2 separate regions of the Mus musculus genome follow, and region 2 is linked to region 1. Evidence: chromatin loops called from intact Hi-C (ENCODE). Cell type or tissue: heart. All regions are shown on one strand.

Region 1 (2,500 bases):
CCAGGGTCGCCCACGCGAGGCGACCCACACGGCCCCGACAGCCCAAGGCTCGGGCCATCAGTAGCGCCACAGGCCGCAGCCCACAGGGGCTCGGGCGCGCCGGGAGGCCGGGCTGGAGGCCGGGCGCGTCGCTCTGACGTCACGCGCGCGCTGACGTCGCCGGCAGCCGCAGCCTCTGAAGCGGGGCTGGGACCGGGGGGCGCCGAGTTTGATTAGTTTAGGGGGGCCGTCCCCCGCCGGCCGCCGCACCCCAGGCAGCGGCGTCTCTGCGTGTCGGCGCGTCCCGGAGGCTTCACCGCCGCGCCTCGGCGGTGCTGCGAGGAAAGTTGGCGTGTAAGGGGCGACGGGCGTGTGAGGGGTGGCGGGCGCGGCCATGGAGCCCCGCGGCGCCGAGTACTTCTGCGCCCAAGTGCTGCAGAAGGACGTGAGCGGCCGGCTGCAGGCGGGCGAGGAGCTGCTGCTCTGCCTCGGCACGCCCGGAGCCATCCCGGACCTGGAGGACGATCCGAGCCGCCTGGCTAAGACCGTGGACGCGCTCACCCGCTGGGTGGGCTCGAGCAACTACCGGGTGAGCGGCGGTGCGAACGGGCGCGCGGCCGGGGCGGGCGGGCGCGCTGCCGCCGGGGTCCGGGGACGCGCTGGCATCGCCCCCCAGGGCTTGGGGTACGGCCCCAGGCGGCGGTTCGGTGACACGTTGCTGTGTTGCTTGGCGCTTTACAAAGTGGTAACTTGCGGCCCAAGGCTTTAAGACTTTGTAACGTTTGTCTACGCCCGATGGCAACGCCTGCGCTGAGATGGGGCGTTTGAGTACGGCGTGAAGTTGGACCGTCAAGTTCATCTCTTGCTGTTATACTTAATCTCCAGTTTCTTTTCTCTCTACCCTCTCTTCATCCCTCTCCGCCTCTCTTCCTTTTTTTTTCTTTTTTGCTTCTCTCTTCCTCCCTCTCTTTCCTCTGTCGTTCCCTCCCCGTCTCCCTCCTCTCTTTTCCTCTCCCCTCTCCCTTTCTCCCTCTTTTCTTTCGTAGTCTTTACGTGAAGGTTGAGATCACCCAAAAGCACCGTTAGCGCGTATTCAGGTCCTTCGCACGGAAGGACTGCTCATCTCATGGCATTTATTCACATTTCCCTTAATTGACAGCAGAAAGCCGTTGACCACTCATCAGTTCTCTTGTTTTCCCGCAGTTGGGACGAACTTAGATTTGAAACACTATGGTTTAGTTGATGCTGCAAACGAAGCGGGAATGGGGAGGAGTGCGGTAAGGTACGAGGAGGAATGGGTGTCCGGTCAGCATCAGGGAGTTGTTATGTAGCCACCGATGGAGAAAAGTGAATATTCTGTAATTAGTTGGAGTTGTTAGTGGTTACTTTTCTTTTTAGTCTTCTGGTGGCAGTATTGCTTTAAAATGCAGGCGGGAGCTCCCGTGGATGGAACGATTCTTAGTGATGTATCCAGCAAATAGGCTGTACTTTGAAAGCTTCTATCTATAGAGACAAGAAAAGCAGTTTTAATGATGAGATCTTTATGGAATTGTTGGAAGGTTAGACTTAGCAAGATTTAAAATAAAGTTTTCCTAGCACATATTATCAAATGTACATAATGGGTTTCACTGGCATCTTCATGCATGCATCTGTGTAATGTACGTTGTTCACTTTCACCGCTATTTCCCACTCTTGCTATTTCCATATAGTTCCTCTCTACCTTTGTATCTTTTTTTTTTTTGATTAAATGAATCAGTAAGCTTAAGGTTATTTAAAGGAGTATGGGTGAAGGGTTCAATAAAGGAACATGGGCATCTTATTAGTGACTGCATCACTGAAGAAAATATTTCCCCTATAATGTTTAAGGCCAGATTGGACTATATGATGAGGCCCTGTCTCAAAAAAAGGGGGGGGGGTAGGGGGCTTGGGGAAAGCTAATATTTACTAAAATACAGGGAGTATTAATTTCTTTTGAAGAAATTACCTAGCTCCCCTTACTGTGTAAGCAAGGCACATGTGTGCTCAGCATGGCTGTTTTGTGCTGTGTTGCAGCACTGGCTATTGTGGGAAGTCAGCCCGTTAGTAATGTTGGCTCACTGTCTCTAGAGGAAGCTGCTGGGCTTCGTTCTCCACACTGACAGTGGATTGCCTTGGAGCCTTTGCAGCCCTCAGATGTTTGTCCACAAGTGGCAGTAGTGATACCACAGTTGTCAACTCTGTTGTCACATCTCTGAGCATCCAGCTAACTGGCTAGAGTCCTTCCAGGAAGTATCTGATGTTCACACATTCTTTCCATGTTCCTTACAAGATACTTAGCCTGAGACAACTTAAGCAGTTGGAAGTGCCACAGGCCTTACAGCTTTGTCAAACACTTTCTGGTAGCGCTGCTCATTAGTCTTTATTTCTGGTACATGAATGAGTCACCTGTCTTCCTTAGGTCAGTTCCTTGGTTCTGCCATTAGATGCCACGCCTTCTTCTCTACTCAAGGACACTCATCACCCAGTTTTCTCCTTCAGAAAT
Region 2 (2,500 bases), 130 kb after region 1:
GCACCATATAAGAATCCATAGTAATTCAGAATATTTAAGACTTGTTACTGCTTCCTTACTCTAAAGGGAGTACAGTGCTAAATAGACAGCTCACTGTAATTAAGAAGATTATACAAGTGTTGCTTAATGCCATGTGGTCATCTTAAGATGGTGAAGTCACATAGCATATACTCTTTAATCTTAGTAAGAGAGTTGCAAACCATGTAGCTGCTTACATCCTGATAAGGTCACATGGTTGCTATTTAAATCTATCTATCTATCTATCTATCTATCTATCTATCTATCTATCTATCTATCTATCTATAATGAGAGTTGAATCTAAATTATATACATGCAGAGTTTATGAAGGCCAAGCCATCCTGTAGGAAAGACAAAAGTAATTCCTGTTATTAAAAATATTCATCAGCTCTCATTAGTCATATGAGTAGGATGATATTAAAATGAAAGATATGTATTTTATTAAACATTAAAATGCATTTATGTGGCAATTTATTTCTGGATATAAGACAAGGGTCAGTTTTATGTGCTGCCAGTCTGAAGGGAGGTCTGAAATGTAAAGTAGGCAGAGATTAGGTTATAGAGTAATACTTAGTACCATCCACTATGGATTTTTAATGGGTTTTGTTAGGGTACTAGTAGTCTCTTTTCAGTGCTCATAGCTTCCATTTTTCAACAGTTTATTTATTCCCAGATGCAGAACTAATGCTCTTTGGACCATTATGAATAAGATGTACCTTAATATAAATGAATAAAATGATTTTTTGTTTTTGTTTTTGTTTGTTTGTTTTGGTTTTTCGAGACAGGGTTTCTCTGTGTAGCCCTGGCTGTCCGGGAACTCACTCTGTAGACCAGGCTGGCCTTGAACTCAGAAATCTGCCTGCCTCTGCCTCCCGAGTGCTGGGATTAAAGGTGTGCGCCACCACCGCCCTGCAGAAAATGATTTTTGACTAATGTAAAATTTGTCTGTGTACTTGTAGAAACAGATCTTGAAAGAATTAATTCAGTTACAGAGTTATAGCAGTTAATAGTGTCCTTCCACCACACATGTTGACCTGTGCTCCAGGTTTCCATCTGTCTTAGTCTGTCCAGGCTGCTATAACATGCAATAGCTCAGTACTCCTAAGTAACTAGGACTTACTCCTCAGTACTGTGAAGGCCCAGTGTCTGCTGAGGACCCTTCTGGCTCCTGCATGCTGTCCTCCGTAGAAGAAGTCCTTAGCTCTCTGGAGTGCCTTTAATGCTCTCATAACTAGATTGCCTCTCAGAGGCACCACCTACCTTTAACACTTAGAGTCAGTATTTCAACATATGAATAGAAAGGCACAAAAATCTAGACTTACAGAATTGAATTGAAATAGCTCTCAGTGGGTGTTGAGAGTAAAGGAGATAAGATTATTATTAGTTACCATAGTGGTTTTTTTTTTACTGCAAGTGTTTGTTTTTGTTTTGTTTTCATGCTTGTACTTTTGACATTTCCCTCCATTTGAACTTGCCTTTCCTGTCTCCTATGGCCTATTTCCGTCCACTTAGGTGTGATTTGTATTTGTGTCAGAGTTGATCTCTCAATGCTACTTGATGTTCCATTGCCATGTGTGGCGATGCTCTGCTCATTAACTATGAGAGTGACACCACTGTTAACTACCTCTCCTTGCCTGACAGTAGTGCTGCCACTATTCCTTGTCTCTGTGGTGATAGATGAGGTTTGTATGGTCCTGTTATTCCAGCCTCCAGACACCATTCCAGATCCACTGGTGCCCTCTACGCCCCCGATGTGTGTGGGGCCTCAGGTGAAGGATGAGTACATTTCACTATCGTCTCTGCATTCATCTCAGTCTGCCCTTTTCTGTTTTCATCACATAAGATTCATTTTAAAGCTCATTTGTGTTATGTAAATTTAATTGATTAGAGAATAAATCACTTATGTTTTTCCCCCAAGTAACTCTCCTTCCTCCCTTTAGCAACCCCTTAGCATTTTCTAACTGGCAGATGGGCATTGGGTTTTTTGTTTGTTTGTTTGGTTTTGGGGGGTACAACTCGTATCATTTTTGAATATAGAATTGTTTTATGTTCTCAGTTATGTATATATATATATATATATATGTATGTATGTTTAAAAAAAACCAAAATGGTGGATGAAGTGTTTTAATTGTATACAAAACAGTCGGTGGGCAGGTGAGAATTTATGTCTAGTTTGTCTATATGTGTGAGAACATTGGGCACAAAGTAGTTACTTAATGGATATTGAACAATCTGTTTTAGCTAAAGAATAAAATCAGTTTTCCTGAAGGAGACATTATTATTAGAACTTTGTGGTGAGTTGCTGGTGTGACTTCATAAATCTCCCCCTGACTGTTACTGATGAGGGAGTTCTGGGTTACTTTATGATTCACTTCATTTGGAGAGCCCTGCCTGAACTGGCAGAGCCATCTTCTCCCTCTTCTACTAAGTAAACAGTGGCTCTTCTTTAAATTTGTTTCTCATTTGTGAATAATTTTGACTG

The links. A loop is a pair of places that touch in the nucleus more often than their neighbours do. Peaks named below come from ENCODE experiments on the same cell type or tissue, not always from the same donor. Only the 100,000 strongest peaks of a DNase experiment are listed, where the experiment ranks them.
Region 2: a loop joins it to region 1, with 2.0 times the contacts of the local background. A loop is called at or near these places in 4 of 42 quality-filtered maps.

The regions. Positions count from the first base shown.
Region 1 is chr9:113,741,308-113,743,807 of GRCm38, forward strand. Clasp2 (CLIP associating protein 2) reads left to right here and starts at 166. Exons shown (of 40, transcript NM_001114347.1): 1 at 166-568. The coding sequence starts at 374. In heart, a CTCF peak has its summit at 1,382; DNase peaks (open chromatin) are centred at 44 and 504; H3K4me3 peaks cover 1,759 bases; H3K27ac peaks cover 1,308 bases.
Region 2 is chr9:113,873,541-113,876,040 of GRCm38, forward strand. All of the region lies in intron 23 of Clasp2 (CLIP associating protein 2), which reads left to right. Among named protein-coding and RNA genes, the nearest start is that of Gm39439, 56 kb to the right of the region's middle. In heart, no CTCF peak of the experiment used is centred here; no DNase peak of the experiment used is centred here.